Linked DNA regions of Homo sapiens: all the other regions are linked to region 2. The links are chromatin loops, found by intact Hi-C in ENCODE. Cell type or tissue: heart left ventricle. All regions are shown on one strand. Links, peaks and the distances in the headings refer to the core of each region. The heading gives the core; the rest is flanking DNA. Region 1 overlaps LOC105370082 (a long non-coding RNA gene). Region 2 holds the start of LINC02370 (long intergenic non-protein coding RNA 2370). Region 3 has its middle 24 kb from the start of LINC02414.

Region 1 (10,072 bases), core at 846-8,845, 100 kb after region 2:
TGTGGGTCTGCTCTTGGACTCAGGTTGTGCAGCCAAAGAGCAGGTCAGATGTGCAGGTGAGCGTCAGAGCAGCCGGCCCTGGGTGGTCCAGCCCCACCTCCTCTGCCTTCTAATGAGATTGTCTTAACTCTTTGTCATGGTAGATCAGCCTTCTCCATATGCCAGAAAACATGCGGTCTCTTCCTCCTCTTGGCTTCATGTCAGTTCCAGTTTGAAAAGTCCCAGAAAGGCCAATCTGGGGTGAGGTGACCACCCATAGACCAATCAGTGGTGGCTATGGGGGCGGAGTCATGTATGAGCACAGTATCTTCCTGGAACCAGACAGTTGGATGGGAGGAACGTCTCCCAGGAGAAGAGAAGGTGCATTTCCACACACGGTGGGGGGTGCTGGAATGATGAGAAGTGAAGCCCCTATGTGGATTCCATTACCTGTGGCCATTGTGATATGTCATCAAACCGACAGCACTTATCAAAATTTGAAAAACTGCCCATTCCGTTTTTAACCCAGGAGCCCAGATGCCCATGGCAGCAACAGCCCCAGTACTGAAAGGTGCCCTGAGCCCAGATCTAAGAGGTAGAGGGGGCTTGTTTTAGGGCTGTCAGACCCCCAGGCACTGCAGGTAAACCCAGGACAGCCACCCCCTGAGAGGGTGACCCAGCCTTGGATCTGTCCTCGAAGATCAATAATCCCGAAGCCCTGCCCTTGACCCCTGGGGCTCTGCACCCCACGCGCTGCTGGAGGACTCAGGCCATCAGTCTGGATTTCCCACCCTGCATGCACAGCAGTCCCAGGCTCAGCTCCCCATGAAGGACACGGGTCACTCACAGCGTTGGTAACAGAACTGAGACCGCCCACCCCACTCCATGCCTTTGACATCCTCTGGCAATTTTAAAGAGGTTGGAAGCTGCAGTTTCTCTCCTCACTTTGAATCTAGGGTGATTACTTGGTTGCCGGCACTCCTGAAATATTTGACTGAGAGGTACCTGGGGTTTGGCTTCTAAATCACTGCCACGGGGTTGGACACGTGTGTGTGTGTGTGTGTGTGTGTGTGTGTCTGGGTCCTGCGGGAGCTATTTAAGGAGGCTGTTTTGCTGCTGATGGGGTTGGATGCGCGCGTGTGTGTGTGTGTGTGTATGTGTGTGTGTGTGTGTGTGTGTGTGTGTGTGTCCGGGTCCTGTGGGAGCTACTTAAGGAGGCTGCTTTGCTGCTGATGGACAGACTCAGATGTCAGTGTCTGAAAAGCATGGACTCACATTCTGAACGCTGAAGGGGGGATGCCTTGGTGCTGAGAGTCATGGTTGCATCCGGGACTGTGTCTGGGTCTTCTTTCTGACAGGCAGATGGACCGTTGCTCCTGGAAATGGAAGGCAATGTGCAGGCCATTTCACAGGGAAAATATCTCATCAAAAACAAGAGATTGGTTCCCCACAGCGCCCCGCTTCAACTTCTGTGAGCACAGAAGTGGGAAGGACTCACATTTAGATGCCTGAGGCTGGCTCATGAGTAGAGAGAAAGTCTGGTTAATGACCAGGGCGAGCTGAGGAATATCAGAGGCCTGAGTCTGGCTGAAGCTGGGAGCCTCGGATACAGGTGACCCAGTCCAGGAGATAGCTGAGGCTGAAGCTGATTAATGTCAGTTCAGGGACCCTGCAGGGTGATTTCGGAGAAGCCACTTGACCGACCTCGGGAGATGCAGCCCAATTATTGGTTGGAGACTCAGCCCCATCAGTAGAAGTGATGAACATGATAATGCCAGTGACGCAGGCTGTGTAAAGTCTGGAGAACCAGAGGGTTGGGTCAGGAAGGAGGGACAGGTGAGGATCAGCCTAGAAGAGCACACAGAGCTGGGAGAGGAGCCCGCTGCAAATGTCCCTGGGATGTAGCCTCAGCCCGGGTCAGAGCAACGCTGGAGCTGCCGCCAACCCTCCTGCCCCCAAGTGAGGGCTCCTTCCCTCTGCTTGAGTCCACATGCTTCTCCCCTCAGCACACCCCTGACACCTCCACAAGTCCCAGGTGCTGGCTGCTGGTGGAGAGTTCTGAGGCCTCAGAGATGCGAGCTCTCGGGATGGGGACAGCAGCCCGGGTTCAGCTGACAGAGGAAGTGAGGAGCAGAGCCCAGCCCAGGCGTGTCTGAGAATGGCAGGGGCAGTCACCGATGGGACAGCCTCCGTGGGCTGCTGGGGCGGGACTCGGGGAATGGGTGAGCAGGGGCCTTGGAACCCTAGGTGGGATTCATGGTGCTGGTGTGGCTGTGAGCTCTGAGGGCCATAGATGAGGGTTAGCTGGGCCTCTGATACTGCAGCCCCAGCATGGTTCTGTGGGAGGGTTCCCTGGCTTCTTTCAGACATGGTGGCAGTCACTGGCATTCATTCATTCATTCAATGTCCTGGCCAAGGGCCAGGCATGGCCTCCATGGAAAGGTGTGGGGAAAAAGACTGAACCTTTTTCTCCCAAACACTTCTATGTGTCCCACACAGAAAAGCTTGGAGAGGTCACATGATGCGGTTCCCATATAAGGGCCTGAAGAGAAGATCACGTGACCTACCATGGCGAGGGTCTACATCAGCGTGGCCTATGGCCAGACGGTGGGGACTCTGCTGTGGACGTCACTATCATCTAAGAAACCAATGTCCCTGAGCCCTGGCTGTCCACCAGGGCCTGTGCTCAGGCACAGTCTCTTTGAGAAGCTTCTGGTCCAGCAGAAAGAGTCATGGAACTAGGACCCCAGCATTCAAGCAACAGTGGATCCCTCACCCTGGGCCCCTGCAGCACCAGGGACTGGAGGCACAGAGGGCAGGCGCTGGCAATGGGAGGAGGCTCTGGAGCACCCGTCTCCAGCCTCCCGGAGTCCTGTGTGGGCAGCGGCTGCCGCTTTCTGAAGGTGCCCTCAGCCACACTTGGGCCTCCTCCTGGGAAGGGAGGGTCCTGTGATGGACATGGGAGGTTCCTGTCCTGCCCTCTGAGGGCAGGGCCTGGACCATGGAGCGGGGGTGACTCTGCAGCCTCCATCCCTGACCGAGGAACCTGCAGGGAGAGAGATGGGCAGTCCTAGAAGAGACCTGGAGTCCTCTGAGCAGGGCACAGGCAGCTGTGCCACGCTGGGCTGGAGCACCAGAGCCAGGAAACCAACTGACCTGGGAGGGCAGGCTCCTCATGTGGCCGCCAGCTGGCCCCGAACCTTCCCGAATGCGCTGCTGTGGTCACCTGCATTCCCTTCCTGAGGTCCGGGTCTGCAAACATGCGGGCCCTCGCAGAGCAGCTGCTGCAAGCGCCGGCATTCCTCATGGAGAGAAGGATTCCTTTGATCTCACCCTTCCTGTCAAAGGGGCTCCAGCGTGAAGGAGGGTCTACGGGAAAGCCTGCGCCGTGTTGGGAAGCCCAGGGTCACATGGGTTACGTAACTTGGTGCTCTAACACTGGACCGCAGGGGACCCGTAAGACACTCCATGCCTTGTCACAGTGGCTGCAGAATCACCAGGTCACCCCAGGGCTCACTCCACCCCTGGAAGCCTGACTTCTGTGGCAGCAACAGCTGACATACGACCAGCCCATGTCCTGCAGATCCAAGGGGGAGGGGCCTTGTTTTGGTGCCTTCTAACACCCTACTCACTGCAGAGAGCCAGGAAACCACCCCTGAGCTCTTCTGCCCTGGCTGGAGGTCCCTGAGCCCCTATCTGGGCCTCTATGGAGCCCCACACCCTGGATAGCTCAGGTGGTCCAGTGCAAAGCCCCTCCATCCCAGACCCCAGCAGCGCAGGCTCCGCCCCTTGGGGAACCACAGAGCACCTCCGGGTTCACGTGAGACGACTTGCTGCTGCCACTCCTCTGACATCTCCCAACCTTTCCAGAGGAAAGACCAGACTGGCTGGCTGCAATTTCCCCCTCCCTTCACATCAGAGAGTGATGTATTAGGTGGGCGGCGCTGCTGAAACGTGCAATTAGAGACAGACCTGGGCGCTTAATTTCTGGATCATCGCCCGGATTTGGGCACAGGTGCCTGTGTGTGTCTGGGCCTCCTGGCTCCCTTTCAAGGGCTGCCTCCCGAGCACAGACTGGGGCGTCTGCCTGCAGACGCACCGACACAGGTTCAGAGAGCTGCAGAGGAAGCCTCAGCACTGGAAACATGGTCGTGCTCCCGCGCTGTATCTCGGAGATAATTCACCCTTCATCTGACACTCGGGTGGACAATTGTCTTCAGAAAGGAAAGACAAGTCAGTGGTTATTGTGCAGGAAAATTGTGCACCAAAAGAGAGAGAAAGATTGGTCCTCACACAGCTGGCGGTATTGTCTTCTGTGCATACAGATATGGGGAGTGTTCCTGTTTAACGTCTCAGTAAGACAAGAGTCAGATGGGCTGTGCGTTCCAATTCTCCTTTCAGATGGCAGTTTTCCTGTGTGGAGTCTGGGCCTTGTGTGCACATGGAGCAGCGGTACTGCCCATGCCTGCTGCCTGGAGCTCCACGGGCAGAGGGACAGGGCACCCTGCCTGCCCCAAGGCGAGCTTCCTGGGTGGTACTGGAGACCAGGGAAGGAAATAGCTGTTAGCGAGATTGCTGTGTTTGAATTCACATTGCAAAGGGAAGACAGTTGACACATGGATCTTATGAAATGCATTAAATGACTTGTCGTCATGACAAATAACAAGAGTGATAACTGCTAAAGAGAGTCCAATAGCACAAAAGCAACTTAAAAATATCATTAGGCATTATCGGCAGGCTCTTCTGGCTGAGGTAGCATAAATGTTTTAAGAAGCAGTTTCCACATCCTTCCCACAGGGAGCTGGCTGTTGTCTTTTTCAATTTTTAAATTTGTATTATCTAATTATTTCTAGGAAAACAAGTCTCATGAACTTAAAGTTCCAGCTTGTTTGAAATCCCCTCTTTTTCTCTCCCTAACCTTGTGGGTGATCACCCGACCCAGCTGAGATTTCCCTCGAGTTCTGCTTTGCTCATCTCTAATTATTTACAGTTAGAAATGGGAAGGGCCCTCAAGGCTTTGAGACTCCCGCTGGACACAGCCTTGGGACAGTGACTGCTGCCCCCAGTGTGCTTTCCTCCTTTTTTGTTCTGTGGCAATAGAGTCCCCAGGATTTAGCAGGACACACGAACTCCCAGAATAAAGACTACAATTCCCATGCTCCCTTGCAGCAAGGCGTGGTCACATGACCATGTTTTGGCCAATGGGATGAGAGAGGAAATGGTGCATAGCACTTCCAGGTCATGCCCCTAAAGCCTGCCCTCTTCTTTCTCTCCACTTGCCCCTGAAGGAGAGTGGATGCCTGAAGCCATCTTGGATCACAGTAGGGAAGGGGCAGCCAGGGCTACTGGAGCACCCATGTTGGAAGATTGGGGCCTTTACATCCTGGGGTCAACACAGGGCCCTGGACAATTTATTCCTGGAGTGTGGATAACAGGAAATCCCCATTTCATTTAAGCCACTCTTATATGGGGGTCTCTTTTCCCACAGCTGAACCTTCCTGACCATGCACTTCCTGTCACACATGGAGCCATGGACTCCCCTCCCCTGTTGCTCAGCCCAGATTCCTGCCTCCTCAGGGACATGGGGTTGTTAGGTCCTCAGTAGTGTGCATTCCTTAATTCATTCTAACCACGTTCCGCTCACTGACTATGTGCCAGGTTTTGTGCTTCATGGTGGGGCTACAGCCATGGACAAGTGTTGAAAGTAAAAAGTTCATCTTCAAAGTTTCCCTTCTTGTTAAAGAACAAATCATAAGTGTTAGAAATAATAGTTTCTTTTAAAAACTAAACTAGTTTTTAAATAGTTTTACATAATAGTTTCTTTAAAGCCTTCTTGCTTTTTCTTAATAACTCTTTGTTAAGCCCTACCCTAGGTAGCTGTTAGACATATGGGAATAAGTACATTCTATGTCCTTTTACTTTAACAAAGATATCTGTGCTGGACATGCTCACAGTCTATGCCCCTTCCCTATTTAGAAATATTATTACTTCTCTAAGTCTTTTTGTAAGCAATTTCCTCTTTTCCTTTGTTCTCTGTTGCCTTTACCTATTCAAGAAAGTTTTAAATTATTAGCCAGTCAGATTTAGTTTAGATTGTGCAGTCTGGCTCCAGCCAATGGAGATAGGACACAGTAGCAGGGACAAGCTGCATAAGGGATGAAAATTGCTTCCCTCCTTTGTTCAGGTGTGCCTTCGCCATTGTTCCATCTGCGAGGAGCACTGTTTCTGCAGAAAGTAAAATTGTCTTGCTGAGAAAAACTTTTTTGTCTGAATGCTGATTTTTCCTTGAGGTACTGAGGAACAAGCATTCTATTTCTAAATAAACATTTTACTTATAACAACAAAGCCCCTGGAGTCTGGAGTGGAGGTGTCTGCTGGCTCTCGGCAGCCTGCAGCCTGTACTGGGGAAAGGGTGTGTAGCCCCCAGCTGGGGTGCTTGAAGTGACTCCTGCAGCTCCTCCCTGCCACTGTCTCTCAATCCCTGAACTCCAGTCTTCTGCCCCTCCCTAGGACAGCACAGGAAGAACCTCCTCAACATCCAGACTACTGCAGAGTATTTAAAGAGGATTTAGGATGGATCAACAGACTAGAAATGTCTCCCCATCAGAATGATGTAAGATACTGGAAAATTGCAAAATCTTACTTGCACAGGCAGGAGAGTTTCTCCTCAACCCCTGTTTCTACCCCAGGCTCAAATTAAATTGTTAATCAGACTTTTATACATATGAGATATGTTTTATAAAATATTAGTCCCAATTAAAACACCTACATCAGATAACTCACAGTAAGATAAGTGAAGACGTTCATCTGCCAGCCATCTTTGTGTCTTAAGTGAACCCAATATAAATAACAAGCTTCAGCACAGAAAGCGTTAGGCATGTATATTAGTTATCTCCAGGCAAAGACTTGGGAAATATGAAGGAAGCCGCACTGATGAGCCCAGATAGTGAATTGCTGCATCGTCTGCTCTTCTCCCCATATCACGTCACCATGAATTGAGTTTTTTTCACTCACATCATCACATTTATGTTTAAAACGGTGCACAGTGCAGAGTGGGCCCTGGAGGACTGGTTCTTGAATAGGTAAGTTTTCCCATCTTGAGACACTGGCTCATGCTTCAGCTCTGATGCTGTGGAATCATGTGACTGGGACAAAGGATGCCACTTCTCTCAACCTTAGTATTTCTATTTATAAAATTAAGGGGAAAATGTGAAGAATAAGAAACTTCCAGGGTGTGGCAGAGTCTACTGGTTATACCTCAATGACCATTCCTTGCATCTTCCATTGTCTAAAATATTTAGCTAAGTACATGACTATTTAGAACACAAACTACGTTCTCCAGTGTTCTGTTTAGCTATGTGTGGTGAAGCAATGAATTTCTTTTTATTTTATTTATTTTTTTTTTTGAGACGGAGTCTCGCTCTGTTGCCCAGGCTGGAGTGCAGTGGCGGGATCTCGGCTCACTGCAAGCTCCGCCTCCCGGGTTCACGCCATTCTCCTGCCTCAGCCTCCCAAGTAGCTGGGACTACAGGCGCCCGCCACTACGCCCGGCTAATTTTTGTATTTTTAGTAGAGACGGGGTTTCACCGTTTTTAGCCGGGATGGTCTCGATCTCCTGACCTCGTGATCCGCTCGCCTCGGCCTCCCAAAGTGCTGGGATTACAGGCGTGAGCCACCGCGCCCGGCCTGAATTTCTGACTAATAGGTCATGAAAAAAAAACAGCACCCTTAACAAAAAGGGTTATGTGTGGTTTCCACTGAGGTTGTAAAATGCTATAAAAAAACATAATTCCTACACTAACAACAAGGAAAACCCAGGTAATCTACAAAATCATACTGGATTTCCTTAAAGCCATTAGATAGCTGGGGTATCACGGTGCCTCCAAGGAGAGATGGGGAGGGAGCAACTGGCTTAACTTGGACAGGGAGTGGGGACAACACAAAGCTTCTATAAGTGCTGTTAAGAACATTACTTCCAAAATGTTTAGCAAGTTTCTACAGGCTCTATATGTGTGTTCTATCTGGTGAGTATAGAATCCTAGTGGGCACAGGTACATGGGCAGCGTGCAGCCATTTTCAGAGGTTTCCCCATGGAGCTTGCTATATACTCGAAATATTGGAGCCAGGATGAGAGTGGAGAAAGCTTCCTTCTGTGGCATCAGCCTGGGTAAAGGGTACAGTTGTCACTGTAGAAAATGGATAGAGCCTTCCTAGATCTTTCTCTCCAGTCTCACCAAGGAGCAAAAATCTTAAACAACTGAGGGCATTGGGGATGGGACAACAAATCATGCTGCCTCCAGGCCATAGACAGAGACCCACTGTGACTAGACAAAGGGAAGAGAGAAACACCCTCCCCGGGGACAGCCAAAAATACCCTAGGCCCAGATTGTAAGAGATGCTTTCTGTTGAGGGAGGGCTGGAAACTCCCACACAAGAAACACCAAAACGATAAGATAGAGTTTGAATGCCGCTGGAGGGGGAGCAGAAGCACTAGGTGAGCCTTTCCCTTGAGTCTCAGTGACACGCAGCCTACCTAATACTTATGCTGACCCAGGAAAACAGAGAATGCCCCAGCCCTCATCATGAGGTTAGCAGGCATTGACAAGACAAAACAGAACCCATGGGAGAGGGCTAAGCTGGTATAGAGAGACCCTGTCTGAGGCTCAATCTCATAAATACAGCCTACAGCAGAGCGTGAAGCAAGAGCATTGAGAAAAATTTTCCAGTGACTCAATCCCTACTGTAGACACAGGTAACACTAGCAGAATTTGAAGCTTTGTGGTACACTGAGAGTAACCACAGAACAGAGACATTTAAACGCAGCTCACTGTCTAGAATCATTTACCTCCCATCCCAAATAAAGGCCTAGTTAAAGAAGAGGCATATGCCCAATTCAGGTACAAGTACCGTTACCTCAATTTCTATTGTCTATGCCATGTCTTAACTTTTTTTTTTTTTTTAATGAGACAGAGTCTCACTCTGTCACCTGGACTGGACTGCAATGGCATGATCTCAGCTCACTGCAGCCTCTGCCTCCCGGGCTCAAACAATTCTCCCACCTCAGTCTTCCAAGTAGCTGGGACCACAGGTGCACACCACCATGCCCAGCTAGTTTTTTGTGTTTTTGGTGGTGACACAGTTTTGCTGTGTTGCCCAGGCCGGTCTCGAACTCCTGAGCTCAACCAATAAGCCGGCTTCAGCCTCCCAAAGTGCTGGGATTACAGGCATGAGCCACTGTGCCTGGTCCGCATATCTAACTTCCAACCAAAGATGACAAAACACAAGAAAAGGCAAGGAAAAAAATCCAACGTCAAGAGACAACATGATAAACCCATACTCAGATATCACACACAATGAAACTGTCAGTCAGTGAATGTCAAATAATTTTGATTAATATATTAAAGGCTTCAATGGAAAATTGAAGAATATGAATGAATATAGCAAATTTCAGCAGAGAGATCGAAAGGACCACAGAGGATGAAATGATGAAATGCTCATGCAAGAGAAAAATCTCAACAAAGGAGCTACAGAATGCTTTCCCCAGACTGTCTGTCTGACACCAGGTAAGGAGAGTTGACACACAGGTAAGGAAAGAATAAGTAATCATGGAGATAGGTCAGTAGACCTGTCTCCATGGGAAACAACTAAAACTGAAAGAGGGGGGACAAATTTTTAAATCTTCATTTCTCCAAGTAAGTTCTCAGCACAGCACACTCTACAATGAGAGATGTTCTGTCCTATTTTGGACTGTGCTAGAGAGAACTGAGGATTAGATTTAAGGTAATTAGGGATGGACCAGGAAGGAGAAACACCCCATGGTGAAAAGTGGGGGTGTGTCTTTGATCCAAATGCTGGCTTTGCCACTTGCTAGCTGCAGGCATCGGGCCTTGTTTTCTTTGTCTGAAAAAGGAAAAAGATCATAGCATAAATCTCACTTGGATGTTGTGAGAATTAAAAGACAGATCACAATTGTCCTTAATACAGTTTTTGGCACCTAGTAGATGCCCAAGACATGGTGGCTATTATTTTTCAGCAGGGATTTCTCCTGTCTTTCTCCTTTTGTTTCAGATTTGACAACACTTTGTAAATAACC
Region 2 (10,072 bases), core at 835-8,834:
TGAATAACTGTCTTTGTTTCTCGCTTCTGTAATATGCTTCCCCCTGCACAGATCTCCCCCCCACAACACCCCACCCCATGAAATGCTTAAAAGGTAACTTAACTCTTTGTTCAGGGCTCAGTCATTGGAATGTTAGTCCTACTGGGCCGGTGTACCTAAATAATAAATATCCTCCTCAACCCCATCGGTCTCTGATTCCTTATCAATCCTGCTACAGTCTTAGGCAGAGTCATCAGTTGGATATAAAGTTTCTCGGTCTGTTTTTAGTGAACGTACATGGAAAACACGTACAGAACTGGAATCGTGGAATAACTCACATGTGGAATTGAATCCTAAGCACAAGTTTGGTACCAAGGTCCACACATGAGGTGGGAATCATGCAGCATGAAGTCCCCTGGGGAGTCCCACACGGACCTGCATGGTAGCCACTGCCACCTGCCCCACCAGCCCAGCACGGCCGGCTTCACCCTGATGCTTCTGCAGTTGAGCAGAAGATGATGGTGGGTATGAACTTGGAAGCTAAACGGTCTGGATTTGCATCGCTGCACTTCTATAAGCCCATCTGTAAAACAGGTTTATGTGGATTCAGTAGTTGAATATAGGAGAAGCCGTAAGAGGGATTCTCGGCACTTCATAAATTCTCGGACGATGTTGGAAATGACGGCAGCGAAGAGCACGATGATCACTGTTACAGACTACAGCTTCCCAGCTGGCAAGGTGCCCACACCCCAAGGGGCAGGAAGAAACAGAGACAGGTAGGGACAGTGTGCTCCTGCTCAGGCTCACCTTGCTGCTGCGACGCTGGTGGCCACAGTTGCTTGCAGGACCTAAGGCCACCCACAGCGTGGTGTCCAGCCTGGCTGACCTTACCCTTTTCCGAGGGACCTGAAGTAGTTGAGGGTGGTCCTGGGACATGCTTGTATATTTTAGAGGTGCAGAGTGTAGAATTTAGAAGTAAAAGGCCATCGTGATTGCAATGTACTTCGAATTAATTCCAAAAAATCTAGAGAAGAAGCAAATGCAGGAAGTTATCGGTAATTGTGACATCTGGCTGATGGTAAATGGGTGTTCTCCATACCCTTCTCCCTCCATTTCTGCATGTTTAAAATTGTCCACAATAAAAAGATGAAAACATGAATGAAAGTATCTTTTGCTAAAACAACAATATAGTGGAGATGAGGTATTATTGCATGAATACATCTACCTGCACAGATTTGAAGCAACCTCTGATTAGCCCCAAGCAGGCCCCACAGTAAATAGAGCAGGCATAATATCCTCCATTTAACAAGAGCCTCCCTGAGCCCGGGGGTCAGGTGCATCTTTGGTGAAGGTCTTTTTATGAAGCACTTGCCTGCAGCGCCTTTTTGTGAATGTCTAATCTGATGTCAGGTGGTCCCTCCAATGTCAGCCTCTGGTAGAAAAGTGCTACTCCCAGAGAAAAGCGTATTCAAAACTGCAAAATCATATCCTTTTCTGCCTCCTGCAGGGCTCTTGGCTCTTGAAAAACTGCTTAATATTTCCTAAAACCCAGGGGCTATTTTCCACTCTCCTCTCCTCTCTGCATTCCATTCAGCAATCCCGAGGGGATGTAGATGAGGATGCTGCCTGTTGTTTCCTTATTCAGGAAATTCTAAGGCATTTTCTCTACATGGAGGATTTTGAAGAGTGAATGAGAAAAGATAAACATCTTCAGAAAGAATCTCTGGGTGCTGGCAAGCAAGGAATGAGTTTTGCATTCGGGGAGGCCATTTGCCTTCAGTGTGGGGAGTCGGCAGTGTCAGAACTTGGCAGTGAACCTGAGGACGTGGACAGGAGCAGATGGGATGTTTGACTTCACCTCCCTTTTTCTCCCCGATGCATTTCAGTGCAGGTCTGCTGTGCTGCACCAGCTGCGTGGCTGAGGAGGAGACGAGGAGGAGGTTCTTGGGCACAGGAGGAACGGGGCTGGGGTGAAAGCAGCCAGCCAAGTGCGGGGGGTGCGCTCAGCGGGGGAAGCCAAAGTGCGTGGAAAAGAAGTGCTCTCCAGGACCAGCCCTGCCCACGGCCTCCTGGCCCTCAGGGGGACTCACAGACCTGACTCAACAGGCGCACACTCACACACAGGCACACATGCATGTACACAAGACACGTGTGCATATGAATGCACCCATGCACATGTGCATATGTACAGACGTGCATGGCACAGACACAGAAACATGAATCTGCACATGCACACACATGCATGCACACAGAGAGACACACGCATGCACACACATGCGTGCACAGAGAGACACACACAAGCACACGTATGCACACATGCGTATATACGTATGCATGTATACCACAAACACGCACATGCACAGATACACAAACACATTCACACACACACATGCACACATATGCATGCACACACAGAGACACACACAAGCACACATGTGCACACATGCATATATACGCATGCATGTATACCACAACCATGCACATGCACAGATACACAAACATTCACACAGACACACACATGCACACACACATGCACAGAGACAGAAGTACATGCACACACACACACATGCACAGAGGCATGCACACATGGAAGAAGCAGATACAAATGCACATATAGACACGTGTGCACACACATGCAAACACAGACTCAAAGTGTGGGAGACACCACCACCACTGCGCTGTCTGCTTACCTGTGTTTAGGGACTTTCGAGTTTTTCCACCTCTGCCACATTCTGCAAACCCCGAGAAGTGCAGCCCTTTTGGGTCATGATGGTGTCTGGTTCCCCTGCAGGAGAACATCTGGGCAGCTGTGGCGTTCGCCTTCCAGAGAGACTCCTGTCTCCTCCTACTGGGGAGGACTCACCGTGGACACCTGCAGATTGCTAAGTCATATCTCCAAGACGTTCTGGAGCCTGCTTTTCCACAACTCGAATAACTGTCGAATTTCCCACAATTCGAATAACAATAGAACGTGTCCCCATTCATTTCAGAAAGTGGAGGGCTCAGTGGAACAGCCCAGGACCTCATGTGAGGAGGAGATGGGGGCTGCTGAGGCCAGCATCAGAGCCTGGACAGGCACAATAGAATGTCCTAAAGAATTTCTGGAGACATGGCGAATTGTACTGCTGTCTAGATTTGCTCCTCCCCTGTGGCCCCAGCCCTGCTCATGCCGTTGGGTTAGGCCAGTCAGTGAGTCAATGGAACCAGTTGATTGGTTAGACGGTCCAGGTATTGGCTGCCGATGTGAGCGTGTGAGGATGGTAAAGGGCTGGCCCCCAGGTTAGGCTGGGCACACCTGATTTGAATAGATATTACACAAAATGTCCTCCAAACAGACTGCTCCTACACGCACTGCCACCAATGATATGAGGGGGACTGTCCCATCTCCCCCAGGCCCTTTTCCCTTCCCTAAAGACGGCAGAACAGGTTCTGTCTTTGCAATGATGAACCCAGACTCAGGCACCTCCAGTGGCTGAGCTCCCCAGAGAAGGCAGGGCCAGCCTCGTTCTGCACCTCCAGGCCATCCCACCATTGCAGGAGGCAGGGCAGGCATTTAGAGGAAGGGGAGGGGACACAGGGAGGACAGGAGCCGGGCCTTTCCCCCAGGGCTTCCTCCGTCCTGCTCCTGCAACAGCTTCTGGGCTCCGCTGGACCTCACCTGACCCTGCTCCCTGCACGGGGCAGCTCAGGGACCTTGACATCTGGGAAGAGAGGCTGCAGGGGAGGGGCTGGCGGGCGGCTGGGGGTCCCCGTAGTCCGGCTCTTTTCCCTCCTCACACACTGCTGTCTGCTCCCCGCTTGCCTGGCCCTGAGGCGAAGGGCCCAGGGGTCGCTGGTGAGGACGGGCTGCAGCTGGGCTGTCCTGGTGGAGGGAAGGAGATTATAAAAGGCCCTCAGAGAGCTACACAAGGTGGCCTTGTTTGGGGAACAGCCTCCCTCAAGCTCAGGGTTCCCTCCCATGTGAGCAGGAAGGGGTGGCCCAGGACCTGTGGTCAGGAGGCCTGCACTGTGTGGCTGGGGTGGGGGTCACTGCGGGTCTATTTCTAGCTCCGGCCTCTGCCCCACAGCCGGAGGCATTGGGTGAAGCCATTTGCAGCCTGAGGCATCCAGCGCCCTGGCCCTCCCTGCAGCTGTGACCTCACCAAAAACAGAGGCCACACTTCCCAGGGCGGGAGGGGCTGGAGGGCCCAGCTGTGAGGGTGAATGTGGCTGAGACCTTAGCTCCCTGGGGACCCAGGGCAGAATGAGCTTCCTCTACAACATACTGTGGCTCCCCATTGATGTGCAGAAGAGTCCATGCCCCTCCTCAGCTGGGGTTCACCAGTGTCACTACCACCCTTAGTCCTACTCCTCTACCAGCACCCCCTGCCACCTTGCCCTTCTTCTCTGGGCTGTGGCCTCATCCACCTCCATCTGTGTCCTGGTGGAGACCAGCACCCTCCTGGGGCAGGGCAGGAGGGCTTCCCTCTGTACCTCAGTGCCCAGAGTAGGACCCGGCAGGGCCCTCACCCTGCAAAGACGGGTACAGTGAGTGCAGAGGGTGAGGACGATGACACCCATCCTCGGGCACGCTGTAAGCAGCCATGCCTTCGAGCCTGAAAAGTGCTGGCCACAGTTCCCAGGTGGTCAGGATGCAGTGGAGCTGATGGCCCTGGGGAGTCAGCTCAGCCCAGCCCAGCCAGCAACAGGCTCTGCCCCGAGGCGCGAGTTCAAATCCCCTCCAGGCTCCAGCTGGGGAGGGCAGCCCACTCAGCCTCCCTGGACCTCAGGGTCCTCGTCTGTGAAATGGGAGTGAAAGTCACGGCGGGCGAGCCCGGGAGGGCTGCTGTGAGGATGAATGAGGGACCAGCTCCTGGCACGATGCACACCCCGTCCAGCCAGCACCGTCACAGGGGGTCAGCAACAAGGATGATTCCTCTTCCTCCCACCAAGGCGCAGAGGGCCTCTGAGTCACAAAGGAAAGGAACAGAGAAGACAGGCTGTGCTCCCGGTGACAAAGAGTCAGCTCTAAAGCCCAAATCCGCATTTACAGATGAGAAAACAACCACCACGGGCTGCAGGTGCTGATCCTCAAGCCTGTGATGGGCCGAGAAGCCCAGGGACTCTGCAGGGAAACGCCGAGCCCATGGCCCTGGCCTTGGCATTGAACCACGCACTTTTGCCCAGGTGGGTTAACACCCAGGGAGGCAGAGGGTTAGGACAGAGGGTCCCGGCACTCACTCCCGGGGCCTCGGGAGGTGACGGGGGCATCACCCCACTCTACTCCCTGTGTCCCTCCTGTGCCTGGGCTGAGAGGTGGGGACGACCGTGGGGCTCAGACCCCAGCATGGTGGCCAGGAGCTGAGTGACCAGCAGCAGGGCCAGCAGCAGTGCCAGATCAGATGGCAGGACTGATCTCATGTGTCAACAGCAGCACCCCAAAGACTCCAGAGACATTTTTGGGGATGAGGCCCCCACTGGGGAGCAGGGTCCTGACGTCACACAGGAGGCAAATTCAGCACCACGTCACTGTCCTTGGGTGGTCACAGGCGGCTGCACTGGGTGTGAGAGTGTCCACAACCCCTGAGGAACCTGCAGAACTGTCAGCTCGGGGGTCCCAAGATCAGCCAGATGAGTCTTGATACACCTGTGAACCGTTGGAGGACTTGCATCTCCTATTTCGGAAGGAAACATCCCAGACTAAAAAGGCTCCTACCACTGATCCTGAAGGAAAACCCTTTTCTCCTTAAAAAGATAAGTGAAGGCCTACGTAATCTTTATCTGTAACACCTCTCCTTCCCCCTTTAATGGAATCCTTTTACTATTTCATCATATTACTAAGCAGCGTATTAACCATACTCTTCAGGATAGGACTACATACTGTAGCTCCTACCGGGACGAAAATCCTAATCACATTAACCTTCTTTCTATCTTCCTTCCTTCTGACAGCAATTTATGCCTACCTTTAACTCAGCCTGGATAAAATGATCTTGTCTTCCAGAGCACCCTTTTACCTTCCTATTTACTCTGCCTGTCTATCCCTCCTACTTCCTTGGATACCTCATACAATCACCCCTCCCCTTCCTCTAGCTCCTAATTACCTCTACAAGACTCTCAACTTAACCCACTCAATGTTAAACCAGTCCAGTCCTTCCTGGGCAAATGACTGTTGGCTTTGTATCTCTCTATCAACCTCTGCTTACATTGCCACTCCCATTCCCACAAAAAATTGGGTCTTTACCAGCTTAACCTACCACCCTCATTATGAAGGAAAAGACCCTTTCCGACTTCTAAATATGCAACCATTAGCCGGCTTCCCCATCTCTGATAGGACCAAGAGTACCCTAACAGGACCCACAATCCAACTTTTATGTTCTTACATTTCCAACCTCACCTATTACACAAGCAATGAAAAGCCCATACACTGCCCTGTAACTACGAATACCATCTTAACTTTCTAAGCCCCTTTATGCATCCAGTGCAACCTGTTATCAGGCCTGCCCCTGGGGCACCTGCCACCCCATCAGTGTAATTACACCCTACATCTTCAAGCCCCAACTGATCATAGTAACTTCTGAGTCACCCAAACAGCTCCATTCAGACAGCTTGTCCACTTCTCAGGTCCCCCCAAAATCACCTCTTCCCTGCTTAACAAACAGTTCAGGTTTTGTGATGGCAAACATACTCCCTGCATGACTGTTCACCCCTGGAACCCCTGCAGCAGTGCCCCTACCACTAGTGAATGCCTTCTCATCCCCTCTTTCAGTCACTCTCTCGAATGGTTCCTAGTGGATACAAAACGGTTTTTCTCCAATGGGAAAATAGAATGCAGGCAGCCACTCAGTTTGCTCCCAACACCCCTTTCCAGCTGCTCACCGGAGCTACCTTGGCAAGTACTCTAGGAGTATGGGAAAATGAAAACAACAAACTCACACCTTTTTAACATACACAACCAGTTCTGTCTACCCAGCCAAGGTATATTCTTCTTACGTGGAACGTCGACCTATATCTGCCTCCCCACCACCTGGACAGGCACCTGCACCTTAGTCTTTCTAAGTCCCAACATTAACACTGCCCCAGGAAATCAGACCCTATCAGTACCCCTCAAAGTTCAAGTCTGTCAGCGCAGAGCCATACAACTAATACCCCTACTTACAGGGTTAGGAATGGCTACTGCTAAAGGAACCAGAATAGCCAGTTTATCTACTTCATTATCCGACTACCACACACTCTCAAAGGATTTCTCAGACAGTTTGCAAGAAATAACGACATCTATCCTTACTCTACAATCCCAAATAGACTCTTTGGCAGCAGTGACTCTCCAAAACTGCTGAGACCTAGACCTCCTCACTGCTGAGAAAGGAGGACTCTGCACCTTCTTAGGGGAAGAGTGTTGTTTTTACATTAACCAGTCAGGGATAGTACGAGATGCCACCCGGTGTTTACCGGAAAAGGCTTCTGAAATCAGACAATGCCTTTCAAACTCTTATACCACCCTCTGGAGTTGGGTGACATGGCTTCTCCCCTTTCTAGGTCCTGTGACAGCCATCTTGCTATTACTTGCCTTCAGGCCCTGTATTTTTAACCTCCTTGTCAAATTTGTTCCCTCTAGAATTGAGGCCATCAAGCTACAGATGGTCTTACAAATGAAACCCCAAATGAGCTCAACTAAGAACTTCTATTGAGGACACCTGGACCGACCGGCTGGCCTAAAGAGTTCCCCTCTGGAGGACACTACAACTGCAGGGCCCCTTCTTTGCCCCTATCCAGCAGGAAGTAGCTAGAGCTGTCATCGCCCAATTCCCAGCAGCAGTTGGGGTGTCCTGTTTAGAGGGGGGATTGAGAGGTGAAGCCAGCTGGGCTTCTGGGTCGGGTGGGGACTTGGAGAACTTTTCTGTCTAGCTAAAGTATTGTAAACACACCAATCAGAACTCTGTGTTTAGCTAAAGGTTTGTAAATGCACCAATCCGCACTCTGTAAAAACGGACCAGTCAGCACTCTGTAAAATGGATCAATCAGCACTCTGTAAAATGGACCAATCAGCAGGACGTGGGTGGGACCAAATAAGGGAATAAAAGCTGGCCACCCGAGCCTGCAGTGGCAACCCGCTTGGGTCCCCTTCCACGCTGTGGAAGCTTTGTTCTTTCACTCTTCACAATAAATCTTGCTGCTGTTCACTCTTTGGGTCTGTACTACCTTTATGAGCTGTAATACTCACTGAGAAGGTCTGTGGCTTCACTCCTGAAGTCAAGCAAGACCACAAACCCACTGGAAGGAAGAAACTCCGGACACATCTGAACATCTAAAGGAACAAACTCTGGACACACCATCTTTAAGAACTGTAACACTCACCGTGAGGATCCGTGGCTTCATTCTTGAAGTCAGCGAGACCAAGAACCTACTGGAAGGAACCAATTCCGGACACACAGCCAAGTGCCCACCCCGGAACCCATCACCCAGTCCATGGGAATGGAATGTTCTCCTCTCACAGGTCTGGGTCACAGGAGCACACCTGACCTGGGGGTGGAGTCAGCCCCACCCAGACCAGACCATGTGGACAGAGTGAGGGAGCAGGGGACTCCCAGATAAGCCAGGGGTGTGGCCTGCAGCAGAGACATCCCCTCAGCTGTCCCCTCCAGGACTCCCAGGCTGCTGTCACCCAGGGCTCATAAAAGCCTCTGGCAGACGGGAGGCCCCGCCCAGCACCCATGATGCCCACTGAGCTTCTCCTGGCAGCCGGCCAGGTTCCACAGGGAGGGTAGTGCCAGGAAACCCAGTGCACAGAGGGGCTTACAGATGCCCATGGGAAGACAGCTGGGTGTGCCTTGCTCCCACAGGATGTGGATGTGTCCCCTGTGTCCCAGGCTGTGGGCCCATTTGTGTCACTCATCACCCTGGCCTCATTTTCTGAGTGACTGTGCTTCTCCCTAGGAGCCCCGAGAAGAGACAGCCAGCGGGTGCTGCTAATTAATGAGGCTCAGCTGGAATCAGCTGTTTCAAACTTAAAAGGCTGTTAATGGGATTTCTAATTCCAGGGGTGGAAAGAGTTAAATTGTATTGCCAAAGACTCTTGCAATCCAAGATGTTTTCTGATTCTGGTTTTGTTCTGGTAATTAATTGGATAGAAGTTGTCCAACTTTGTGGAGACACCAGAGCTATTGCTGGTTTCACTGAGTCTCTGGAAGATTAAGTTACTTTGTCTCTCCCGGGAACTCCCAGAACCGGCCACATTGGTGCCATTTCAAAGACAAAGGGCTGAGCAGCTTTCACAGCGTGTGTCCATTGTTTTCTAACTCCAGAACCGTGGAAAAGCAGCAGGCTGTGTCTGCTCAGAGCAGGGCCCTGGGCTCGCCCGGCCCAGACCCCAGGACCCCAGGACCCAGGAGCCCCGCTGAGGTGCTGGCTGGGGCCTCGGGCAGGTCCAAGCCTTGGTTTTCTCATCTGGAGAAAGGGGCTGAGGACAGCACCTGCTGTCTAGGGTCTCTGTCGGCTGTAGGAGAGAGTGCAGCAGGCATTTGGCCCCAGGCCTGGCACATCCTGAGCCTCACAAATGTCCAAGAAATGACTCCGTGGGTGAATCACCACTCCTCTGTTACACAGCTTGCGATGTCTTCCCACTGTCCTGAAAGTCCCAAACCTTTAACATGCCGTGGAAAAGTCCCCAGAAGGCAGTCTAAGGACATGTTTCGGGGACTGAAAGTGGAAGAAGTTTTTAAAATAGGGAGAGAATTTGTGTTTGGGCTTTCTAAAGAGTGTGGTGCTCAGAGGAGATTCGAACTCCATTGGGCTCCCATACCTTCCTTGGGGAGGTAGAATCGTCTTTGGTTTCAGTAACACAGGGGGCCCCACAGCCTTGGCTGACTCAGCCCTGGCAGCTTGGGTCTGTCCAGTCCCGCAGGACCGGCCCCACCCCTCACATCTGCTGTCCTTCATCCTCCTGAGACCCTGGGTCTGAGCTAGGGTGGGCTCCCGCCCACCACAAGCTCCCCCACAATCAGCCGCCCCCCAACTTCACCCACAGCCCCCTTAACTGCTGCTCCTGTCTTGCGGGATCTGCCACCTGTGCTTGGAGGTGCCCCCACCACCTCCACGCTGGTGGGCTTTAAACCATTTC
Region 3 (10,072 bases), core at 1,091-9,090, 280 kb before region 2:
CTCAGCCTGTCACAGCATGAGGTTGGGGGTAGAGTGGTCCTGCAGCCCTCAGCCCCACCCCGCTGGTGTGGAGTTGGGAGGGCACAGGAATGGGAGGGCCCAAGGGCTGAGGACCAGCAGGTGCAGAGTGAGGAGGGGCTGAGGCGTCCAGGATAGAGGGAGGCCGGGCTGAAGGGCGGCTGGGGGTGGAGAGAGGCCAGCTCCTCACACGTCCGCCCCCCAGGTGTTTGAGGCGCGTTCGGTATCCATCTTGGCGGACCTTATTCTGTGGCCATGGTTCTGGGAGGATGGAATCCTGAGGTCCGGTGTGCGGGGCCCCGAACAAAAGCCCCACGGTGTTCGGGGCCAGGCTGGGTGTGGGATGAGCACAGGAAACGGGGGCACAGTTGCGGAGGGAGCCCAAGGAGACCATGGACTTGGCAGGAAAATCCCAGGCAGGGCCCAGGCAGGGCCCCTGAGTCTGCGGGACCCCGAGGCGGGCGCTCCCTCAGGGACCACCCAGGGCATCAGCATGGCCGCCTAAAGTCCTAAAAATACCTGCCTGAAAGGAGCCTGCAGTCAGCTCCCTGGTCTCCCTTCCCTGTTATGACTTCCCAGCTCCTGTTTTTCCCAGGAAGGACAACCCCCCCCATCCCGAATCCCCCAGAGGCACGTCCTGGGAGGGGGCGCAGAGACCGCAGGGCGCCCTCCAAATGAGACTCCTGAAATTTCCCAATCCATTTCCACAAGGTGTACTTTCCTTTAAAATAACTCTAAAAATTTGAATATATTAATCACATAAATAAATAACACACACCATATTACATATCCCATATGTCAATATTTACACATGCATTATGTAAATCGATTTATGCCGTATATTTATATAGATGTAAGCATGTATATGCGATGGAAATGTACACATGACATAATATAAATATTTGATTCCTCATGTTGTTTGGAAGAATTGCCTGTTACTAAAAATGGGACCATAACTGGATCCAGAAAAGTATTTTAACACTTGGAGCTCTTTAGACACAAGAATTACGTTGCTATTTAAATTTCAAACACGTTTTTTGTTGTGGGGAATGTAATCTGGCAATTAGTAAATACTTCCAAGCATTGAGTACTCACTCCATGGAGAAACGGGATGCAGTGAACTGTGAATTGGAGTAGAAAGGATGCTGTGGTTTTCCCTCTGTACATTTAAGTGTGGATGGGGAGAAGGGAGTGGCTGTGGTCTCGGGTGGATGGGGTGAGGGGAGTGGCTGTGGTCTCGGGTGGATGGTGAGAGGGGAGTGGCTGTGGTCTCGGGTGGATGGTGAGAGGGGAGTGGCTGTGGTCTCGGGTGGATGGGGAGAGGGGAGTGGCTGTGGTCTCGGGTGGATGGGGAGAGGGGAGTGGCTGTGGTCTCGGGTGGATGGGGAGAAGGGAGTGGCTGTGGTCTCGGGTGGATGGGGAGAGGGGAGTGGCTGTGGTCTCGGGTGGATGGGGAGAAGGGAGTGGCTGTGGTCTCGGGCGGATGGGGAGAGGGGAGTGGCTGTGGTCTCGGGCGGATGGGGAGAGGGGAGTGGCTGTGGTCTCGGGCGGATGGGGAGAGGGGAGTGGCTGTGGTCTAGGGCGGATGGGGAGAAGAGAGTGGCTGTGGTCTCGGGTGGATGGGGAGAGGGGAGTGGCTGTGGTCTTGGGTGGATGGTGAGAAGGGAGTGGCTGTGGTCTCGGGCGGATGGGGAGAGGGGAGTGGCTGTGGTCTCGGGCGGATGGGGAGAAGAGAGTGGCTGTGGTCTCTGGTGGATGGTGAGAGGGGAGTGGCTGTGGTCTCGGGCGGATGGTGAGAGGGGAGTGGCTGTGGTCTCGGGCGGATGGTGAGAGGGGAGTGGCTGTGGTCTCGGGCGGATGGTGAGAGGGGAGTGGCTGTGGTCTCTGGTGGATGGGGAGAGGGGAGTGGCTGTGGTCTCGGGCGGATGGGGAGAGGGGAGTGGCTGTGGTCTCGGGCGGATGGGGAGAGGGGAGTGGCTGTGGTCTCGGGTGGATGGGGAGAGGGGAGTGGCTGTGGTCTCGGGTGGATGGGGAGAAGGGAGTGGCTGTGGTCTCGGGTGGATGGGGAGAAGGGAGTGGCTGTGGTCTCGGGCGGATGGGGAGAGGGGAGTGGCTGTGGTCTCGGGCGGATGGGGAGAGGGGAGTGGCTGTGGTCTCGGGTGGATGGGGAGAGGGGAGTGGCTGTGGTCTCGGGTGGATGGGGAGAGGGGAGTGGCTGTGGTCTCGGGTGGATGGGGAGAGGGGAGTGGCTGTGGTCTCGGGTGGATGGGGAGAGGGGAGTGGCTGTGGTCTCGGGTGGATGGGGAGAGGGGAGTGGCTGTGGTCTCGGGTGGATGGGGAGAGGGGAGTGGCTGTGGTCTCGGGTGGATGGGGAGAGGGGAGTGGCTGTGGTCTCGGGTGGATGGGGAGAAGAGAGTGGCTGTGGTCTCGGGCGGATGGTGAGAGGGGAGTGGCTGTGGTCTCGGGTGGATGGGGAGAGGGGAGTGGCTGTGGTCTCGGCGTTACTGGAGACACTGAGGATGGGGCAGTTTCTAAAATATCAATGTTCATAATACATGGGGAATTACATTTCTGCAACCATGTCCTTATATTTTAAATGAAAGTACTTGATGTGAACAAGTGAGGAGATAAGAGTGAGGGGGTGGCGAGTTCGTGGAAATGGTTTAAAGCCCACCAGCATGGAGGTGGTGGGGGTGCCTCCAAGCACAGGTGGCAAATCCCGCAAGACAGGAGCAGCAGTTAAGGGGGCCGTGGGTGAAGTTGGGGGGCGGCTGATTACGGAGGAGCTTGTGGTGGGTGGGATCCTGTCCTAGCCCAGACCCAGGGTCTCGGGAGGATGAAGGACAGCAGATGTGGGGGGTGGGGCCGCTCCCGCAGGTCTGGACAGATCCAGGCTGCCAGGGCTGAGTCGGCCAAGGCTGTGGGGGCCCCTGTGTTACTGAAACCAAAGACGATTCTACCTCCCCAAGGAAGGTACAGGAGCCCAATGGAGTTCGAATCTTCCCTGAGCACCACACTCTTTAGAAAGCCCAAACACAAATTCTCTCCCTATTTTAAAAACTTCTTCCACTTTCGGTCCCCTAAACACGTCCTTAGCCTACCTTCTGGGGACTTTTCCACAGCGTGTTAAAGGTTTGGGACTTTCAGGACAGTGGGAAGACATCGCAAGCTGCGTAACAGAGGAGTGGCTATTCACCTGTTGTACCTTAGAGAAAACGCCACACTTTGAGACGAATTAAGAGTCCGTTTATTTAGCCGGTGGTCAAGAGACGGCTAACGCTCAAAGTTCTCTTGGCCCCGAAGAAGGGGCTAGATTTTCTTTTATACTTTGGTTTAGAAAGTGGAAGGGGGTCTAGCTAAAACAATTTTACAGAAATAAAGTAGGCAAAAAAGTTAAATGGATAAATGGTTACAGGAAAGTAAACAGTTCCAGGTGCAGGGGCTTTAAGACTATTACAAGGTGATAGACGCGGGGCTTTGGGCGTTATCAATCGGGTGAATTCCTGGGAACTGTGGATATTGCTCGCCACAGTATCTTATCAGTTAATTGCATTCTTGGATGTGCTGGGAGTCAGCTTGCACAAGTTAAGTCCTTGAGGAAGGGACTGCCAGTGAAAGAGCCAAGATGGAGTCTGTCTGGCTCTCTTAGCCAAGGGAGAGTCTAAGAACAGGGTTAGTAAAAACAAGGTTGGGCATTACACACCCATAGAGTCATTTCCTGGACATTTGTGAGGCTTAGGATGTGCCAGGCCTGGGGCCAAACACCTGCTGCACTCTCTCCTGAAGCCGACAGAGACCCTAGACAGCAGGTGCTGTCCTCAGCCCCTTTCTCCAGATGAGAAAACCAAGGCGTGGACCTGCCCGAGGCCCCAGCCAGCACCTCAGCGGGGCTCCTGGGTCCTGGAGTCCTGGGTCCCGGCCAGGCGAGCCCAGAGCTCTGCTCTGAGCAGACACAGCCTGCTGCTTTTCCAGGGTTCTGGAGTTAGAAAACAATGGACACACGCTGTGAAAGCTGCTCAGCCCTTTGTCTTTGAAATGGCACCGATGTGGCCGGTTCTGGGAGTTCCTGGGGGAAACAAAGTAACTTAATCTTCCAGAGACTCAGTGAAACCTGAAATAGCTCTGGTCTCTCCACGAAGTTGGACAACTTCCATCCAATTAATTACCAGAACAAAACACAGAATCAGAAAACATCTTGGATTGCAAGAGTCGTTGGCAATACAATTTAACTCTTTCCACCTCTGGAATTAGAAATCCCATTAACAGCCTTTTAAGTTTGAAACAGCTGATTCCAGCTGAGCCTCATTAACTAGCAGCACCCGCTGGCTGTCTCTTCTCGGGGCTCCTAGGGAGAAGCACAGTCACTCAGAAAATGAGGCCAGGGTGATGAGTGACACAAATGGGCCCACAGCCTGGGACACAGGGGACATGTCCACATCCTGTGAGAGCAAGGCACACCCAGCTGTCTTCCCATGGGCATCTATGAGCCCCTCTGTGCACTGGGCTTCCTGGCACTACCCTCCCTGTGGAACCTGGCCGGCTGCCAGGAGAAGCTCAGTGGGCATCATGGGTGCTGGGCAGGGCCTCCCATCTGCCAGAGGCTTTTATGAGCCCTGGGTGACAGCAGCCTGGGAGTCCTGGAGGGGACAGCTGAGGGGATGTCTCTGCTGCAGGCCACACCCCTGGCTTATCTGGGAGTCCCCTGCTCCCTCGCTCTGTCCACATGGTCTGGTCTGGGTGGGGCTGACTCCACCCCCAGGTCAGGTGTGCTCCTGTGACCCAGACCTGTGAGAGGAGAACATTCCATTCTCATGGCCTGGGCAATGGGTTCCGGGGTGGGCACTTGGCTGTGACCCAGACCTGTGAGAGGAGAGCATTCCATTCTCATGGCCTGGGCGATGGGTTCAGGAGTGGGCACTTGGCTGGACCTGCTTGGAGAAGTCAGTCGGCTTCAGTGGACTTAGCCCCAAGGAGATGCTGGCCTGGGAGGGCCCTGGACACAGGAAATCAGAGCCCTGAGGTCATGCCTGAGCTGCAGGATCACGCTGTGCCTGAAGCTGTCCCGGCCTGAGGATTTCAATGCATTTCCTCTGGTGCCTGGGCTGGTCTGGGGCTTCTCTCACCCCCAGAGTCCTGACTCCTGAGCGCCCCCTGTGGCCTGTGCAGAAGAGGGTGGTTGTGGACACTCTCCCACCCAGTGCAGCCGCCTGTGGCCACCCTGAGGACAGTGACATGGTGCTGAATTCACCTCCTGTGTGATGTTGGGACCCTGCTCCCCAATGGGGGCCTCACCCCCAAAAATGTCTCTGGAGTCTTTGGGGTGCTGCTGTTGACACATGAGATCAGTCCTGCCATCTGATCTGGCACTGCTGCTGGCACTGCTGCTGGCCCTGCTGCTGGTCAGTCAGCTCCTGGCCACCGTGCTGGGGTCTGAGCCCCATGGACATCCCGGGGTCCTCAGCCCAGACCCAGGAGGGACACAGGGAGTAGAGTGGGGTGATGCCCCCGTCACCTCCCGAGGCCCCGGGAGTGAGTGCCGGGACCCTCTGTCCTAACCCTCTGCCTCCCTGGGTGTTAACCCACCTGGGCAAAAGTGCGTGGTTCAATGCCAAGGCCAGGGCCATGGGCCCTGCGTTTCCCTGCAGAGTCCCTGGGCTTCTTGGCCCATCACAGGCTTGAGGATCAGCACCTGCAGCCCGTGGTGGTTGTTTTCTCATCTGTAAATGCGGATTTGGGCTTTAGAGCTGACTCTTTGTCACCGAGAGCACAGCCTGTCTTCTCTGTTCCTTTCCTTTGTGACTCAGAGGCCCTCTGCGCCTTGGTGGGAGGAAGAGGAATCATCCTTGTTGCTGACCCCCTGCGACGGTGCTGGCTGGACGGGGTGTGCATCGTGCCAGGAGCTGGTCCCTCATTCATCCTCACAGCAGCCCTCCCGGGCTCGCCCGCCGTGACTTTCACTCCCATTTCACAGACGAGGACCCTGAGGTCCAGGGAGGCTGAGTGGGCTGCCCTCCCCAGCTGGAGCCTGGAGGGGATTTGAACTCGGGCCTCAGGGCAGAGCCTGTCGCTGTCTGGGCTGGGCTGAGCTGACTCCCCAGGGCCGTCAGCTCCACTGCATCCTGACCACCTGGGAACTGTGGTCAGCACTTTCCAGGCTCAAAGGCATGGCTGCTTACAGCGTGCCCGAGGGTAGGTGCCATCGTCCTCACCCTGTGCACTCACTGTGCCCGTCTTTGCTGGGTGAGGGCCCTGTCGGGTCCTACTCTGGGCACTGAGGTACAGAGGGCGGCCCTCCTGCCCTGCCCCGGGAGGGTGCTGGTCTCCACCAGGACACAGAGGGAGGTGGGCGAGGCCACAGCCCAGAGAGGGAGGGCAAGGTGGCGGGGGTGGGGGGTAGAGGGGTAGGACTGACGGTGGCAGTGATAGCAGTGAACCCCGGGTGAGGAGAGGCATGGACTCCCCTGCATATCAATGGGGAGCCACAGAAGCTTGTAGAGGAAGGTCATTCTGCCCCGGGTCCCCCAGGGAGCTGGGGCCTCAGCTGTCTACCCTAACAGCTGGGCCTTCTGGCCCCTCCTACCCTGAGAAGTGTGGCCTCTGTTTTTGGTGAGGTCACAGCTGCAGGGAGGGCCAGGGGGCCGGATGCCTCAGACTGCAAACAGCTTCGCCCAATACCCCCTGTTGCGGGGCAGAGGCTGGAGCTAGAAATAGCCCCGCAGTGACCCCCACCCCAGCCACACAGGGCAGGCCTCCTGACCACAGGTCCTGGGCCACCCCTTCCTGCTCACGTGGGAGGGAACCCTGGGCTGGGGGAGGCTGTTCCCCAAACAAGGCCACCTTGTGTAGCTCTCTGAGGGCCTTTTATAATCTCCTTCCCTCCCCCAGGACAGCCCAGCTGCAGCCCCTCCTCACCAGCGACCCCTGGGCCCTTTGCCTCGGGGCCAGGCAAGCGGAGAGCAGAGAGCAGTGTGTGAGGAGGGAAAAAAGCCGGACTACAGGGACCCCAGCCACCCGCCAGCCCCTACCCTGCAGCCTCTCCTGCCAGAGGCCGAGGCTCCTGAGCTGCCCCGTGCAGGGAGTGTGGCCAGGCGAGGCTCCGTGGAGTGCAGGAGCTGCGGCAGCAGGAGAGCCAGGAGGAGGCTGTGGCTCTTGCCCAGGCAAGCAGACATGCCAGCTGTACGCAGTCCTGGGCCACGTATCGTGTGTGGTCTTAGGAAATGTGAGTGTACACTTGGTGCGTGCCTGTGTGTGCCCATGTGCATGTGTGTGTACACAGCCTCAGCCCACATATCATGTGTGTGAATTCAGGAAACGTGTGCGTGTGAGTGCATGTGTGTACATGCGCGTAGGTGTGCATGTGCCTGTGTGTGTTCTCATGTACACAGCAGAGCTGTGGGTCTCAGCCCCCGCTGCAGGCTGGAACCCCCTGGGGGTGTGGTGGATCTGGAACTTGGGAAGCAGCCCGGCAGCGTCGCCCAGAGCTGAAGATCCACTTACCCCGACCCAGCAGTTCCACTCCGGGGTGTCTGCACCACAGACAGGGGCATGTGTGTTCACCAGAAAGTGCTCTTAGCGGCACCGTTCGTGAGCGCCAGCCTGGAAATTGCTGCAATGCGCGTTAATCGTGCAGTGGGCACGTGAGCGGGAATGGCCATGCTGGGCCTCCCTGTCCAGGGGAGCCCTGACCCCCTCTCCCCTGCCCCGGGGAGAGGCTGAGGAGCAGTTTCCAGGCCTGGGAGGGATCTGGCCATCCTGGGAGTGACTGGGGAGGATGGAGAGTGCTGGCTCAGCCCACAGTGACTGCACAGCTCTCCCCGCCGCCTCCTCCTCCAGGAACAACAAGGGCCCTTGTGTCCGCCTCCCCCAGGGACAGTGCCCCAGTGAGGAACAGAGCCTGGCCTGGGAGGTGGCCCCAGGGCAGGCCTGGGTCCCAGCGGTTAAGTCTGGCCTCAGCCCTGGGGCTCTGGGCGGGGCTGCAGTGAGGGGATGGCGCTCTCGGTGCACCAGACTGGAACTTCTGCCCCCTCCCCGGATAGCCAGCTCTGCCACCCGCTGAAAAGGGTCCCTGGGCTGTGGACAGGCACCGTATCATGCTCTGCTATGTGGTCCTGAGGGGGACAACAGATGTCCCTAGGGTCCGTCCAGGACTCACCTGCCTGTCTCTGTATTTCTCTGCCAGGTCACCCCTACTTGGTGCACGTGATTCACAGGTGGGAAGCCACGCCTCCCAATCAGCATATTTCATACTGTGGTCCTGGGATTGGCTCAGGCATGGCCATGTGACCCAAGCTGGTCCAATGAGAATGTGCCCGGGACTTTTTCTGAAACCCCTGGGGAAGGGAGGCTTTGCCTCGCAGTTGCTCAGTTAAGAGGAGCTCTCTGAGGGCCATTTCCAGGCCGCCTTCCCCCATCAGGGACACAGGCAAAGTGCAAGAGCCCTGAGGATTTCCAGGGCTACAAAAATGTTTTAATTTCTTTTAAAATTAGAAGAAAATATGAGCTCTTAGGTCAAAGAAATATTAACCTATTCATCTTTGTACCAGTTGTAAAATAGAAGCTTAAAGGTGATTTTATGGAGGAAGGAGCCCACGAATGCAAAAGGGCCCAGGGCCCATGGAAGCCGCGTGCAGCCCTGTCTCTGCCGCCGCACAGGAGGGGGCCTGAGATGAGGATGGTGAGCTGACGGCCAGGGCCGGGTGAGGGTGACGCCCGGGCGGTGCCAGCCATCCACAAAGTCCTGCTGTGTGTGTACTGGCGTGGGCAACCTCATCAGAGCCCCACGGCACCTCACCATGATCGTTTCACAGACGGGGAGAGCGGGACCCAGAAAGGTTAAGCAATGCCACCAAAGCCACACTGCTTGAAAGTGGGAGAGCTGGGTCTTGAACATTGAGTTTGGCTGCGGAGTCTGAGCTGGGGAACCGCTGAGCTGCTTTCTGTCTGAGGGCAGGGTTGAGCCTGGGCCTGTCCTGATGCTGCCAGCCCCTTCTTAGGGTGCTCAGGTGAGGGCGTTGGTGAAGCCCCCTTTCTGTCACTTGCCTCCAAGACAGCCCAGATGACACACATGTGGAGCAGGGGCAGAGGAGAGCTGGGCAGTGGCTGCACCAGCCAGGAAGCAGATCCTGCTCCGCCGGGATATCAGACTATGTGGGCTCTGCAGCATTCACGATCCTACACTCCCACTCTGGGGTCTGGTGAGTCCTCCCCCTGCAGCAGGAGAGCAGGCTTTCCCAGAAGGTGAGCCCCACTGCTGTCCAGATGTGTGATGGCAGCTTCCTGTGAGGAACCAGACATTGTCCAATTGTGGGGGGTCTGGCTTCTTGGAGGTTTGCAGAGTGTGGCAGGTGTGGAAAAACTTGAGGCCAAGGAAAGTCCTTTCGAACAGGATTAAGCAGGTGGCATGTTGGTTGTGGTGATTCCAGTACTGTGTGCGTGTGTGTGTGTGTGTGTGTCTGTGTGCATGCACGTGTCTGCACATATGCATTCATGTATGTATGTCTGGGTCTGCGTGCGTGGGTCTCTGTGTGTGCATGCATATGTGTATATGCATTGTGTGCCCATGTGTGTGCACATCTGTGTGCACCTGTTGAGCCAGTTCTGTGAGTCCCCCTGAGGGCCAGGAGGCCGTGGGCAGGGCTGGTCCTGGAGAGCACTTTGTTTTCTTCTCCACACACTTTGGGTTCCCCCGCTGAGTGCACCCCCTGCATTTGGCTGGCTGCTTTCACCCCAGCCCCGCTCCTCCTGTGCCCAAGAACCTCCTCCTCGTCTCCTCCTCTGTCACGCAGCTGGTGCAGCACACCAGGCCTGCACTGAAATGCATCGGGGAGCAAAAGGGAGGTGAAGTCAAACATCCCATCTGCTCCTGTCCACGTCTTCAGGGTCACTGCCAAGTTCTGACACTGCCGACTCCCCACATTGAGGGCAAACAGCCCCCCCGAATGCAAATCTCACTCCTTGTTTGCAGTCACTGAGAAATTCTTTCTGGAAGATGTTTATTGTTTCTCCTTCGCTCTGCAAAATCATCAGTGTAGAGAGGATGTCTTAGGAGTTTCCA

The links. Peaks named below come from ENCODE experiments on the same cell type or tissue, not always from the same donor. Only the 100,000 strongest peaks of a DNase experiment are listed, where the experiment ranks them.
Region 1: it touches region 2 in a loop (10-fold over the local background); 3 of 110 quality-filtered maps call a loop at or near these places.
Region 3: a loop joins it to region 2, with 20 times the contacts of the local background. A loop is called at or near these places in 42 of 110 quality-filtered maps.

The regions. Positions count from the first base shown.
Region 1 is chr12:131,238,214-131,248,285 of GRCh38, reverse strand. It overlaps LOC105370082 (a long non-coding RNA gene), which reads left to right. Exons shown (of 4, transcript XR_945559.3): 3 at 9,384-9,542; 4 at 10,048-10,072. Among named protein-coding and RNA genes, the nearest start is that of LINC02415, 55 kb to the left of the region's middle. In heart left ventricle, for the core only: no CTCF peak of the experiment used is centred there; no DNase peak of the experiment used is centred there; H3K27me3 peaks cover 986 bases.
Region 2 is chr12:131,340,259-131,350,330 of GRCh38, reverse strand. LINC02370 (long intergenic non-protein coding RNA 2370) reads right to left here and starts at 2,861. Exons shown (of 5, transcript NR_103736.1): 1 at 2,670-2,861; 2 at 787-1,003. RefSeq lists enhancers at 1,427-1,971, 3,164-3,801, 8,668-9,243, 9,244-9,817 and a silencer at 4,343-4,567. In heart left ventricle, for the core only: no CTCF peak of the experiment used is centred there; a DNase peak (open chromatin) is centred at 4,030; H3K27me3 peaks cover 2,361 bases.
Region 3 is chr12:131,618,954-131,629,025 of GRCh38, reverse strand. No RefSeq gene overlaps it. Among named protein-coding and RNA genes, the nearest start is that of LINC02414, 24 kb to the left of the region's middle. RefSeq lists enhancers at 3,391-4,146, 4,903-5,658. In heart left ventricle, for the core only: no CTCF peak of the experiment used is centred there; no DNase peak of the experiment used is centred there; H3K27me3 peaks cover 3,208 bases.